Linked DNA regions of Homo sapiens: region 1 is linked to region 2. A link is a contact called in ENCODE Hi-C or POLR2A ChIA-PET data. All regions are on one chromosome and are shown on one strand. The core of a region is the stretch at or near the end of the contact, and the rest is flanking DNA. Distances in the headings are between cores, read along the strand shown. Region 1 overlaps VIPR2 (vasoactive intestinal peptide receptor 2). Region 2 overlaps VIPR2 (vasoactive intestinal peptide receptor 2).

Region 1 (7,413 bases), core at 2,058-4,557, 85 kb before region 2:
AGGCAAATTAAACCAGAACCCCTGGGGTGTGGGTGTTTATAGCAGTTTCCTCTGAAGGAAATTATAGCGAATTTTCCTCTGAAGGTGTGGTCTGTATGGAGGTGTGGTCTGTAGGAGTGCACAAAGCGCTGTGCCGCACACCCAGGCCTCGGTTCTGTGCACTCGGAACAGCAGAGCCCATGCTGGTGACAGCATCCAGGAGCAGCTCTGTGCACCCGCGCCAAGTGACCGTGGGAGCCACGTTGTTCTGGTCACAGCAGATTTTATACAAAGAATCACCACGGTACAAGAAGTGCAGTTTTTCTGGTTTCTCTTAAGGTAAGAGAAAAAGTCACTTTCTATAATGAAAGAACTTGGACCTGATCATGCATCTCTGTCTGGGCTGGAAGAGAGGGGCTAGTGGAGCTGGGCTCATGCCTGCCATTGAATGGCGGCTACGTTTCCATTTCTCTCTTCCTTCCCCTCCGTCTCATTCACCGTAAACACCCACTGAACCTGGAAGCACTGCACAGGAAGAGGCAGGATCAGGAGGCAGGGGAGGTGGGATGCTGAGCACGCTGTTCTCCCGCCTTGGTCTTGCTCATCAGGACCTGTGTTTTAAGCTCGTTCCCTGAGATGGACCAGGCTGACTGCTTTCACATGCAGCTCCTTGAGACACAGAAAATGGTCTCCAGCAGCACACTCCATCACAACCAGGCAATCGGAATTCCTCCTGCAGGTCTTTTCCTCGTGGCTATCTCCAGGAAGAATCCTGTTACCGTTTGGGGCAGAAGCGGCGAGGATTGCAGAGAACTCAACCACTCAGACATGCGGCTGGGAAGGTATTTAAACACCCACCTTCGGAAGGAGTGGTCACAGGGGCTTCAGCAGCCCCCCAGCAGGAAGAGAGTGGCTCATCCTTCAGCCCGTTATTTGCTGTGCAAGGGGAGTATTCGATGACTGGGACGCCCCCGGCCTCTCTGAGCTCCCCGTGAGAACCAGCTGGGACTTCCTGCTCTGCCCAGATTCTGGAGGAAGCTTTGTTGTTGTCACTTGAGACATAAGTCAAGCTTTCTTGAGTGGAGGATGCGATTGGAAATATTTGCTTCTAAATGCGTTGGAGGCAAGCTGTCATCCGAGCCGATGGCCAGTCTCAGGAGGCTTTGCTTCTCAGCTTTCCTTTTCCCACTCGCTGGTTCCTAGAGCTGTTCCCCAGCCCTGTCTGGATGAAGCAGCTTCAGCCCTCATGCCCCTCCTCCAAGTCCTGCTGACACTTGGTCACTGATGACAGCAGCAGGGTGGCTTCCCATGACTCGGGCCTCCTGGGCCACCCACCCTCAGCTGCCACTCTCTGTGGAGTTGCATGTGGGGTAGGGGCAGGTGACTCTGAAGATGGAAGGAGGGTGTGGGGGAACCATGGGAAGATCTAGGGCACCACCTCCCAGAGCTGCCCATTGTCCAAAGAGAGCATGAGCTGCGTGGCAAGCATGGTGCAGGTGACAACTGGAGTTGCACCCATCTGTGTCCATGACTCAGGTCAGCAGGTGCAGCCCCACCTCTGAGATGACGTCCTGCATTGCCTTTGTGTGGTGCGGCACTATGTTTCATGTGCTCACTGTTATCCTGTCTGTTCACAGGCCATACAAAGGGATTCATCCTCATTCACGCCGGAGGTTTAAAGAGGATCCTGGACCCACATACCTACCCATTGGCTCCATGACCAGTGCTTTTATAATTACAAAATCATTGAGAAATTAAGTCACAGGAAGCCTCGTGTGTGGTATACACTGGTGATAAAGCAAGTCCCATGCAGTCTGAGATGGCAAGGGACCTTCTAGGGAAAGGGCAGTGACCCAGAAGCCCGACTGCTCGGCTGGCTCCCGCACTCCGTCCTGTGGTCAGAGTGTGTTTCCTCCCCTCTGTGAACCTGGTCTCCTCCCCAGTGTGAGGACAGGGGCTCTCGCCTTCTTCAGGGAGTTGCTGGGAGGACAAAATGGAGTATATGTAAAAGTCATTTCCTAGATAAGGGGGAGCATGTCGTAAGAGTCTCTTGAAATTTAATTGATGTTTATGTCATTGACATTGAAATAATGAGAAAATAAATCCAAATCCAGAGCTCAAAGTAACACCTATAACGTCATCTGTAAGAGCCAGGACTTCCTAGGGAGTCTCTGGACAGAAGGCAGCGTCTTTTATACGGTAGGATTGCAGGTTCCTGTAGGTTCCTCCCCACTCTGTGCGCACTCCCCTTTGGCTGGAAGGTGTCACATAATTGAGTTACTGCTGTGTTCCTCAGAATTCCACCTGGAGGAATTCCCAGCATACCGGTAAGAACTTGTTCAAGCAGCAGCCTTTCCCAAACCCTGTGTATTCCGTTGAAAATGCTGTGAAGCCTCAGAAATGTCGGAAGGCTGCACCATCACAGGGTCCGTTTTTCTGAACGACTTAGTCTACAGTGTCTTTTTCAGGAGACTAAGCTGATTTTCAAGCAAAAATTAGGAAGCCACCACTGCCAGTCTACATTGAAAAGTCACTCATTGCCTGGAAGCTTCCAGCCCCCTGACCAGCCCCTGTGACTGACCACCGGTCACTGCCCACTCTGCCCACTTGCTTTCCCAAATGCACTGACCATGCGGGCACTGACCATGCCGGTGCCAACCCACTGCAGTGCCCTCTGGAGGGCCCATGTGACTCTGCTCTGCCAGCTGTTTGCTTCCCAGGAAGATTTGCTCCTGGTTATGTGTGGCTATGGCACAAATCTCCTGAAACTTGGCTTCAAAATTAGTAGTTGGCTCCTCCCAAGGCTCTGAGGTTGGCCCAAAAGGTTCTGCCCACGTCACCCAAGCTGTTCCTTTCCTACATTCAGCAGGTGCCTAAGCCTTCTCCCTGCAGCCTTTCCGACCAGGGCTCCCACCAACTGCTCCAGCCCTTCCGTGATGACCACCTTCCAGAAGGAAGAGCCTGTCAGTCCGAGGGGTCAGCACAGGTCACGGGGCCACATAGCAGGGTGGGGACAAGACCCCATGTCCAATGGGTGGAGCTCACAGCAGCCCTGGGAGACCTTGCTGTTCACAAACAAATCGATGCCTCACACCTGCTGCCTGACTACTTAGCTAAACGCAGCCTAAGCTGGTATATGAAAGGAAGCACGTGGCCCCAGGAAGCTGACTTGAGTGCTTAGGAAAGACTAGAAGCAGCAACGGAATCGGAGGTGAGAAGGGCAGCTAGAGGGCGTGGGGCAGCTCGGACACCAGCTTTGCCAGCCTGAGTTCCTCCATTCCCAGCACCCTGACCTTGGAGGCTGCAGGCAGCACGTCAGGGGCGTGATCTGAAAAGGCCAAGGGACGACCCAGCCAGCAAGCCTGAGCTCAGGGGCTTTGGTGACACATTCTAAGCACTAGTGGTGACACACCTTGCTGTGTTCTAATTAAGGTGAGACGTCCAAAGCAGACAGATTGAAGTCCTGTTTCAGCCAGGCTTGCCTGCCAAGCCCTGACCATGACTTTGGGTGAGAGGCTGCTGAGATCAGAGGAGGCTCCTTCTCTACCCCTCTGCCAAGTTTTGAAAGAGGAAGATTGGGGTGATAAGTGAAACAACTTTATCATTTATATTGATTCAAAGGTATTTTGGATTATTTACATGGGACATTTTAGCCGAAGAACAATGACCCAGAGAAGCGGCTCCTCTGAGCTTCTGCCTCGGTGTGCGAGCCAAAGGGTTTCATTGCTCTTTTCTCTCTCTTTTTGCTTCTTGATTTGTGAGACAGGTTTGCTGGGTTTATGTTGCATTTGTCTAACTCTGACCCTAGACAGTGCTGTCGAGTAGAATTTCCCATGGTAGTGGAAATGCTGGTGTGATGGCTACCAGCCAAGTTCCACTGCGGAGCATTCAAATGCGGCGGCTGCAACTGAGGAACCAAACCTTTAACTGCATCTCCTTTTAATTAGCTTTCATTTAAATGGCCATGTGAGGCTAGTGGTTGCCATATAGAAAGTACAGTTCTAGGGTTTTTTCTCTACTTTTTACCAATTTATACCTCTTAGTTCTTCTTTCATCTGCTGTTTTAGCTGCAACTTATGACACATTGTTGAATAATAATGAATTGCAGGTACCCAACCTGGCTCCTCAGTTGTACAATTCTGTTTAAACATGTCTAATACTTGCTCTTTCTCTTTTTCTTCCCTCCCCGCTCCCTCCCTCCCTCCCTTCTTCCTTCCTTTCTCTCTCCCTCTCTCTCTTTCTATTCTTTCTTTCCTCTTTTTTTTCTTTGAGACAGGGCCTCACTCAGTCACCCGGGCTTGACTCAAGCTCCTGGGCTCAAGCAATCCTCCTACCTCAGCCTCCTGGGTGGCTGGGACTGCAGGTACTTACCACAGTGCCTGGCTTAATGCTTGCTATTTTTAACAAATATTCTCTGTGATGTTAAGGGAGTCTCATTATTTTACTATTTTATTTAGGGTTTTAAAAAATTAGAAATGGCCACTGAATTTTACCAAGTAACTTTTCAGAGTCTATTGATACATTTTCCACTTTTCAGAGCGACCTTTGATTTTATGATCACCATCTGGAAAACCTAGGTTGCCACCAGAGCTTAACAAGTCCCATTTCCCTGACTGCCTTATCCGAGCACTTTTGTTTGTTTCTCACTCCATCTGCAAATCCTTTGTTTCATGAAATCTCAGCTGCCCACTGCTTTCCAAACAGACAGGCGTCTCCAAGTGGCTGTGCTTCTCTCGGGGGTGGCCCTGCCTGCCTCCCCTTCTCCTCCCATGCCGTCCTGTGCCTCGGCGCACACTCCTACAGAAGGACTTGCTGCCTCTCCCAAATTCGCTGCCTCTCCCAAAGGGTTCACTGTGCCAAATTTGAATCACTTATGTCCAACACTGAACTGATGACCTATTCATGCACTATTTTGCTTTGGCCTGCACAATGTTCCTTAAAAATGTAAACATTTAAAAATGGGTATCTTAATATAATGATACACTTTAAATGCTAGTTTTCAACAGAGTGCATTTATAAAATTGTAAAAGGCAAATGATACTACAAGGCTGTATGAAGATAATAGTCTCCGGCCCCTCGTCATCCCCAGTTCTCAGCCCTATGGCAGCATCTCTTTCATCTCTTCTCTGGTATTTATTTTATTTCTAAACAGCATACTTATGCTCCTGTTTCTTTTCTTTCTTCCTCCCAATTTACATCCCAGTGTCCATTAGATTTCTAACAAGAATAAAGATCTATCTCTCCTGTGCCATTCCCACCACCCAAGTATAATTTATCATCCTGCCAGCCTCCTGATAGACTCACTTCACATTGCTGGTGTACATCATTGCCATCACAGTTGAGCCACATAATATCCAGCATTTCCTTTCTTCATAACTTTATGCTTTTCCTCGTTTTTCTGTTGCTGGGTTTTTCACCTACCTCTCAATAATTAGGCATCAAACCTCAGGCCAGAACACTCTCAAGACACTGCACTGAGGTGGTCTCAGGGTTCCATTTTTTCTCTTGTAGCAGGACGAGCTGCAGACAAAACCCCTCAGACACCGAGATGGTGAAGGGAGTGGCTTTAATCAGCTGGAAGCATTGGCAGACTAGCGTCTTAAAATCCGAGCTTGTCAGGTGCACAATTTTTGTCCCTTTTAAGGGCTCACAACGCTAAGGGTTTCACATGAAAGGGTCATGATTGATTGAGCAAGCCAGGGGGTATGTGACAGGGGCTGCATGCACGGGTGGTCAGAGTGAAACAGAACAGACCGGGAAGTTTCACAGTGTCTTTCTATACAATGTCTGCAATCTATAGATAACATCAGTTGCTAGGTCAGGGGTCAAATTTTAACTACCAGGCTTAGGTCAGGCAGGTCCAGGCCTGGTGTCGGGTCTGGTTCCTAGGCGCTGGGCTACCTGCCTTTAGTTTCGCTTCTGTTTCCTTTTCTGAGTATAAAACAATCTAAAACAATGTGAGAGGGTCTGTCTCTCTTCTCTCACTCCTAGAGCCACTCCTTCTGGATTCCCCCTCCTTGCCAAGTCGGGATCCTTGAGCTGGGGTCTGGCCCCAGGCAGGCATTGTGAGCCTCCTGCTCACACAGTCGGGGTCCTCGGTTGGGGATCTGGCCCCAGGAAGGCGCCATGAGCCTCCTCCTCACGGTCAGGATCCGGTCCCAAGTAGGTCCCGTGAGTCTCCTCCTCACAGTCAGGGTCGGTCCCAGGTAGGCGCCGTGAGCCTCCTCTTCACAGTCGGGGCTCTCAGCCGGGTCCCGTCCCAGGCAGGCGCCATGAGCCTCCTTCTCACAGTCAGGGTCGGTCCCAGGTAGGCGCCGTGAGTCTCCTCCTCACAGTCAGGGTCGGTCCCAGGTAGGCGCCGTGAGCCGCCTCCTCACAGTCGGGGCTCTCGGCCGGGTCCCGTCGGTTCCCTGCAGCGTCCTCCACCCTTGCCGGTGCCGGGGGTACCGATGGCCTGTCTCTCGCTTCTCCCCCTCCTCTGCCTGCCTATTTAACACAGTTGCTTCTGTCTGCAAGGCTGTAGTGACATCTCTTGGTGCTGCCCTTTCAAATTTTTGGCTGTCCTTTGCGTGAGGTTGAGAAGCTGAGAGAGAAACTCCTGTGTTCCCGCCTGGCAGCTGTTGCCAGGAGGTTGCAGCCAGTGCCACGTGTGCGACCGGCACTGTGGCAGCGCTTCCGGCTGCGCCTTCGGCTGCACTTCCGGCTGCTACCTCAGCCTCGGCGCCCTGACGCCCTCGAGTCCGCTTCCTCACATCCTGACAGCGTCTAGCTCTGCTCCCTCACGTGCGGTCCAATAAAGGAACAAATGAAGAGAAGACTTTCCCTGGCCATTGAAGGGATCAGATGATTAGCTCTAGATGTTTAAATCAAATCCTACTGTAATGCAAAGACTGTTTGATGTGGTATGAATTTAGTATCTCTGTTGAAATTTAAAGCAGCAATTAGTATTATACAGTATATAATTATTGCATTATAATTTGTATTATGTATTAGTTATCTTACTATACATTATCTTATTTATTGTTTATTTATTGAGACGAGGTCTCGCTCTGTCGCCCGGGCTGGAGTGCGGTGCCATGATCTTTACTAACTGCAACCTCGACCTCCCAGGCTCAAGTGATCCTCCCACCTCAGCCTCCCTAGTAGCTGGGACTATAGGCATGCTCTGTTACCTCCAGCGAATTTTTAAATATTTTCTGTAGAGATGGGGTCTCGCTATGTTGCCCACGCTGGTCTTGAAGTCTTGGGCTCAAGGGATTATCCCGCCTCAGCCTGCCAAAGTGTTGAGATTACAAACATGAGTCACTACACCCAGCCCATTATTTTAAAATAACAATATTATATAATTATTGCTTTTTTTTTTTGAGACGGAATCTTGCTCTGTCACCCAGGCTGGAATGCAGTGATGCGATCTCGGCTCACTGCAACCTCCAC
Region 2 (6,785 bases), core at 4,066-6,565:
TGAGTCCATGACCAGACTGCAACCTCGAAAACGGGCCCGGCAACATCTGGCAACATGAAGTCCTTTGGAAGCCAGAAGGTTACCTGGTTGGAAGGACAGGGAGCGTTTGCGGCCAACCGACAGCCACGCAGGAAGCATCTGGGCGATTCATGGGGAGAAATCCTGTGAGGTTGGAGTGTTGGAGGAAGCCCCGTGCAGGAGACAGGAAGTGAGCCAGGTTTTGCAGCATAGTTGAGATTGGGATAAGCCAGGCAGAGACTGGGGCAGCCCCTGCGGTGGGCACAGCGATGTCCACAGAAGAAAGCCAAGTGCCCTGCATGTTGTTTACCCGGAGCAAAGTGGAAGGTCAGGTGATGGTGGCTGCAGGGCCCCCCGGCACTTCCTAAGCACTGGTCTTGGCTCATGCGGCCCAGAGCGCTTTTCCACTATGCTCTCCCTGAGCGAGACCACGGCCCAGACATGAGCACGCGTGGTTCCAGCACAAATATCTTGCCTTTTAAAGGGCCTCAGTGTGCATCAGTTACCCACTGCTAAGTAACAAATCACTCCAAAATTTGGTGGTTTAAAACACCCACCGTCTAGTTACGGTGTGATTCTGCACCTGATGACCTGGGAGGACTCAGCAGCTTTGAGGACTGGTTCCCCTTGGTCCCCTTCAGCCAGTCTGAGACTGCACCAGCCTGAAGGCTCCTGCCCTCGGCCCCCGAGGGAAAGCATGGACCCAAGCCTGCAATGGAGATTCTGCTTTATGGGAGGGCTGCAGACTTCCAGCGCAGGGTGTGGACCCTGGGGAGAATCACTGAGGCGTTTTACAAGCCAGGGGTCACAGCTTCCTGCTGGAGACACCCCATGCGCTGAAAATCAAAACAAAATGCTATGAGCTGGAGAGCTGGTGGCTCTAAGGACGTTTTAAACCCTTTGCCATATACATGCAAACCATTCGGGAGGTGAGGGGAAGCTAATTTTCAGGAGGAAGGTTCTTTTCTCCTGATTTCAGCTGAATGGGGCTGACACACGTTCATGCTCAGAGTGGAGGGCGTCAGCAGCCCTCCTGCCCTTGTCCTGGCTTCTGGGGCCGCACCTCCATTCCTCCTCCCCACAAGCCGACTATTGTTTTGAAAGCATGAAACAAAACACAATCACTCCCTGGGACAGATTCCTTTACGATCTGTCAGTGCAGAGAAATTGTGCTTCCACGGTGAGGGGAGTGGGCAAGTTGGGAGGGGCAGGCGCTCATTCTTCTGTACCTGTCTTGCGAAAGTGGTTGGTGGTAACCTGATTTCCCATCTCTCTCTGACAGTTGCTGGGATACAAACGACCACAGTGTGCCCTGGTGGGTCATACGAATACCGATTTTAATTTCCATCATCGTAAGTAGTCCCTGTTGACATGTGGATTATCTGTGGAATCACACACTTGGGCAGACAGCAAGCCTGCCATCCTTTATTAAATAGAACTGACCCCATTCCACGCATCACTCAGCCTTCCCGGAAAAGGACCTCTTCAGGCATGTGGACCCCCAGAGGCAGTTCCCAGGGAAGGAGGGAGGGACTGAGGGAGCGGAGGGGAGGGTCGAAATCAGGTGGACTTCAGGGCAAATTAGGGATCCACGTGTCTGTTTCACAAACTTATTATCTCTTGTGCAGGTCAATTTTGTCCTTTTCATTAGTATTATACGAATTTTGCTGCAGAAGTTAACATCCCCAGATGTCGGCGGCAACGACCAGTCTCAGTACAAGTGAGTGTGTGTCCCGGCCTGGCCGTCCCTGATGGGGATGCCGTGTGGAGACAGGAGACCCCCACGCTGCCAGGAAGGCCCTGGAGGTGCGGCGACTCCGCCTCCGCCACTGTCACACCTCGAGGCTGGGCCCCAGGGCTCTGCTCCTGCCCAAGGCTCAGAGAGGCCCTGGACAGCATTTCCCTGGCGAAGTAACAAATCACTCCAAAATTTGGTGGTTTAAAACACCCGCCATCTAGATAGGGTGTGATTCTGCACCTGATGACCTGGGAGGACTCAGCAGGGGCACTTCTGGCCTTGGCAACTGTGGAAGTCAGGCACCATTTCTTTTATTTCAAGGCCAGAAGAAAGTCCTCTCCAGTGAACTTGCTTGTTTAAGCATCCGCCCACTTACATGTTATACAGCCTGTCTTTTTCTCCTTGACCACACAGTATTTTTTATTTTACATTTAATTCTGTCTCCCCCTCAGACATGGCCATGTGTCCATGGCCGTGTGTCTACTGCCAGCCCTAATACCAGGCCTTGTACTTAATAAAAATTCAGAAAGCGTTTCCTGCCCACGTGATTACATGAAGATGGCATTGTGATCTCCCTTCAGTAGATGAAGACAGGGCAGACGTTCAGCCAGTCACCCCCAGTCATCCAGCTAATTCATGATGATCCGGGGAATCTATAAAGTAATGCAAAGACTCCATAAATTTATATCAAGAATTTATTTTTTTTTAAAAAGGTAAAAACCAAAATTCAAGTATAAACTAAACACTGGCTTGGTGTGGAAGTGGTTGGCCCAGCCCAGAAGGTGCCTCGGGCTCAGACTGACCGGGGGTGGAAGGGCGGCTGTGCACAGAGCTGTACCATGGCAGGAACCCTGCCGCCCAGCCTAGGAGGGTGCCTGGCCTGCATTTCCCTTTTCTCCCACCTTAGAAAACAGGGATGGATTTGGGGAGGGGCGGTTAGACAGGAGCATGGCCAACAGCCCCAAAGCTGGGTGCAGATACCGGCCAGTGCCCTGAGGGAAGTCACTTTGCCACTCCATGCCTCAGCTTCCCCATCTGTAACATGGAAGTAATAATGTCACTAAGGTCAGGAGGATCAATGCAGTCTATATTTGCCGGATATTTGCTGCCTGGCACCAGAGTATTGCAAAAGAGTCTGGTAAACCAGAGAATCTAATTCTGCTGTGTAGTGTCTAAATCCAGGGAGTATCCCGTCTCTGCTTGCCCACACGAGGGATGGGATTCCATGTCAGACCCCGCATGGCAGCATGACCTTGTCCCTGCTCAGGGGAGTCCGGTGGTGCCTGTGTGGCAGAGACCCCCGAATAAGATCGTTCTTGGTTGCCTTTCAGGTTGAACTTGGATTTCCTGTGAATCTTGTTTAGTTTCTATGCTGACCTTTGCATTGGTTCTTTGGGAGTGTTTGTTAAATTGAACTTGGAGATGGATGCTTTTATTTGGAAACAAAATCTGTTCCCTTTCCAGGACAACAGAAAAGGCCGAGACACCCTTGAGGCCACACGAGGTCCTTTCTGTGTAACTCTGGTCACAGAAGTAGCAAAACCTCCCTGGATAGGGGCCAAGAGCTCAGCCGCAGATAGGCCTCTTTTCCAGCAAACTTCAGATGCGTTAATAGAGGGAATCAGGCAGGTCCTCTGCCGCTGACTGAGGGACCTGGCTCCCACGGAGCCCAGCTGTTACGAGCTGCAGGTCCGGGAGCAGGATCGGTTCTCATCATTTAAACCTGCGTGTGGCAGCGGTGGAGGCCAGCCTTCTTGTCCCATGCCTGCCTCAGGATGGGCCGGGCTCCCAGGCGGGGCCTGTGTAGGTTTGGGGTCACTCACAGGGAATCTTGCCCCTGCCAGCCATGAACCCCAGGACACAGCGTGTGTCCTTGTGAGGGAATTTGGGAGAAACGGACACTTCCGGAATGCACGTTCCCAGGCCCTGAGTGCTAGATATGCACAGGGGCCTCAGACATAAACGTAAAGAAACAGTGGTTTTTCTTGTTGGGCGGGGACTCCAGCAGTGGAGAGGAGGTGTGGAGCCCCTCCCACACCCAGCTGCCCCCTCCTGAGAAGGACCCAGCCAGGCTTGCAGAGGGTCCGAGGGTCCAGCAGCTGAGCTGGCTCATCTCCTTCTGTGCAGGAGGCTGGCCAAGTCCACGCTCCTGCTTATCCCGCTGTTCGGCGTCCACTACATGGTGTTTGCCGTGTTTCCCATCAGCATCTCCTCCAAATACCAGATACTGTTTGAGCTGTGCCTCGGGTCGTTCCAGGTAGGTGTGCGGAGGCGGCCGCCCTCCCCCGAGCGCGGGTCCTGCCTGACCATCTCTTCTCATTGCAGGGCCTGGTGGTGGCCGTCCTCTACTGTTTCCTGAACAGTGAGGTAAGTTCATGGCCGCCTTGGAACCAAGCACAGGTACTCACTTGCTTCCTGAGATGCTGCCCAGCCTGGTGCCGCAGCCCCCACACATGCCTGTCTTCCGCGGGCTCGAGTTACTGCCCGGGACCCCACAGTTCTGTGTCCCCATCAGAGAACCCACAACGACACAGGCAAACCCACTCTTCTGGGCCCAGCTTCCAAACCCCGCCGTCCTTCCGTCCACCCTAAGTAGCATCGACTGCCGTCCGTCTCGGAGCCCTCTCGGGAAAGCTCCCGGCCGGGTCTAGACAGAATCTGTTTTTCCCCATGGTCGGCGTCTCGCTCCTGACCATAGCTTGTGAGTCCCAGAAAGCCGGGCCTGGGTTGGGGGGTGGGGCTGCACAGCGTCCTGTGAGTCCCTGGGGAGGAAGCCCGGAGCCGAGCTCTGCCCTGCGTTCATTCCCAGCCAGGGAGGCTGTCTCCGGGCTGCTCCAACGGCCTGGCCCCGTCCCCTGACCCCTGACCCTCCCGCCCCACGCTGCGGTTGCTGGCGCTTTCTTTGCTTGACATGCAGCTTTCACCAGCACGGCTTCTGCAAAGCTGAGCCCGAGTAGTGCCACTTGTCCTCCTCCCTCCTCTGCCGTCCGGGCACCCCTCACTCATCCCCACCCCCTCCCAGGGCTAACATTCCCTGCCCGCTGGGAACAGGGAAGGAGACGGAGGCCCAGCACCGTCACAACCCCGGCTGCTAAGGAAAATCTTTTCAGAGAAATATTAACTATCTGAGACTGTGGGACTGCGCTTACCGCGGCAGTGGCGATCCCCGAACCACCCACGCACAGTCTTAGAGTCTGGCAGCGTCCCCCGCCCTCCTGTGGCCGTCCAGTTCCCGCTCCCTCCAGCCTCTGCCCCCAAGGCCGTTTCTGTTTCTGTCCATCTGCTGGCAACACAGATACGGGAGCAGGCGGGAGGGAGAGCTGGAGGCTCGCGGGCCGCGCTTCCCATAGCAGCCGCCCGCACCTGCCCAGGCTCACGGGCGTTCCCGCTGCCCTCACCTCCCAGGTGCAGTGCGAGCTGAAGCGAAAATGGCGAAGCCGGTGCCCGACCCCGTCCGCGAGCCGGGATTACAGGGTCTGCGGTTCCTCCTTCTCCCGCAACGGCTCGGAGGGCGCCCTGCAGTTCCACCGCGGCTCCCGCGCCCAGTCCTTCCTGCAAACGGAGACCTCGGTCATCTAGCCCCACCCCTGCCTGTCGGACGCGGCGGGAGGCCCACGGTTCGGGGCTTCTGCGGGGCTGAGACGCCGGCTTCCTCCTTCCAGATGCCCGAGCACCGTGTCGGGCAGGTCAGCGCGGTCCTGACTCCGTCAAGCTGGTTGTCCACTAAACCCCATACCTGGAATTGGAGTCGTGTTGTCATTGACTCGATTTAAACTCCAGCATTTAGATAATCTTGTGCAAAATGTGTTTCAGCCGTATAGTGGATCCACTTTTTTTTTTTTTTTTTTTTTTGAGACGGAGTCTCGCTCTGTCGCCCAGGCTGGACTGCAGTGGCCTGATCTCTGCTCCCTGCAAGCTCCGCCTCCCGGGTTCACGCCATTCTCCTGCCTCAGCCTCCCATAGCTGGGACTACAGGCGCCCGCCAACACGCCTGGCTAATTTTTTGTATTTTTAGTAGAGACAGGGTTTCACCATGTTAGCCAGGATGGTCTCGATCTCCTGACCTCGTGATGGGCCCGCCTCGGCCTCCCAAAGTGCTGGGATTAAGGCGTGAGCCACTGCGCCCGGCCCAAGAGAATAGGGGAGCCAAGGAGGAAATGTGGAAACGCAGTTGTGTGGCCCAGCACGAGCCTGGGCGACCACCGGGTGACATCCGTCCCACATCAGGGCGGCCTCCCAGGTCCCATAAGGGTAGCCCCCTCATCTGCAGGACAGAGGGAAGCCAGTCAGGGCCCCCCTGACGTTAGGACCAGGAGAAATCAACAGGAGGGCAGCCCGTCCTCTCTCTTGGGGCGCCCACCCGGCCCGGCTGAGCCCTGCCCCACCCAACTCCACAGGGCTGTTTTGCCTCCCCACGGAAGGCGGGCTGAGGAGACAACCAGATCAGGAGAGCAAGGTCATGAAGGAGGGGACCTCTCCACACAGGTGTTCCGTGGGACCCTCAGCAGCTCTGGCTCTGCCTCAGGAGGTCACCTGCCGCCCTGTGGGAGCCGCAGAGCCTGACGCTCAGCCCCAGGCCAGCTGCGGCCAGGCCTGCGGGCCCCTGGTGATGGGGTTACGTGGGGTGCGGGATACAGCTGAGTGGGAACCGGAAACCTATTCTCTTTTTAACAAAAATAATCTTAGGATAAGAATTATTTTAACAACATATAAAACTGTTTCAAGCCCTCCTCCCCAGAGCTGGCGCTCAGCAGCCCTAGCGGCTGCTCCTTCAGGCGAAGGGTGGTTTGCAGATGTGGGGAGGGTGTCTGGGGACGTTGCTGAGCCAGCTGCAGAAGGGTGGGGATATCAGGGCACAGTCTCCATGTGTGTGCCAAGCCCTGGCCCCCACAGCGCTCGATGGACCTCAGCAAGCTGCCCAGCCCTGGCCCAGGTGCCCCGACTGTGGGACTCAGTTGTTCTGAGCACATTTGACTCCACTTTTCCCTTAAAAATGAATGTCTTGTTCCTGTGCATTGGTGGCATCACA

Evidence for each region. Hi-C counts contacts between places; a loop is a spot of excess contacts on that map. ChIA-PET counts read pairs that join two places held with the same protein, here RNA polymerase II (POLR2A). Pooled maps may share reads with other maps.
Region 1: a map of Right ventricle myocardium inferior shows a loop between it and region 2 (2.5-fold over the local background). The contact joins two enhancer-like sites. A Hi-C loop is called at or near these places in 3 of 168 maps with a recorded cell type or tissue (Right ventricle myocardium inferior, aorta and left colon) and 4 of 50 pooled maps. POLR2A ChIA-PET finds 5 or more read pairs at or near these places in 3 of 52 experiments (H1, Panc1 and activated T-cell).

The regions. Positions count from the first base shown.
Region 1 is chr7:159,111,610-159,119,022 of GRCh38, reverse strand. The region is part of intron 2 of VIPR2 (vasoactive intestinal peptide receptor 2); the gene reads left to right. Among named protein-coding and RNA genes, the nearest start is that of VIPR2, 30 kb to the left of the region's middle. RefSeq lists an enhancer at 5,600-6,275. Within about 2 kb of position 3,307, at least 3 of the 41 ENCODE cell types and tissues checked have a DNase peak (open chromatin) inside an H3K27ac peak, as active enhancers do.
Region 2 is chr7:159,029,166-159,035,950 of GRCh38, reverse strand. It overlaps VIPR2 (vasoactive intestinal peptide receptor 2), which reads left to right. Exons shown (of 13, transcript NM_003382.5): 9 at 1,301-1,370; 10 at 1,647-1,738; 11 at 3,884-4,013; 12 at 4,082-4,123; 13 at 5,162-6,785. The coding sequence ends at 5,335. Among named protein-coding and RNA genes, the nearest start is that of LINC00689, 24 kb to the right of the region's middle. RefSeq lists an enhancer at 4,084-4,736. Within about 2 kb of position 5,315, at least 22 of the 41 ENCODE cell types and tissues checked have a DNase peak (open chromatin) inside an H3K27ac peak, as active enhancers do.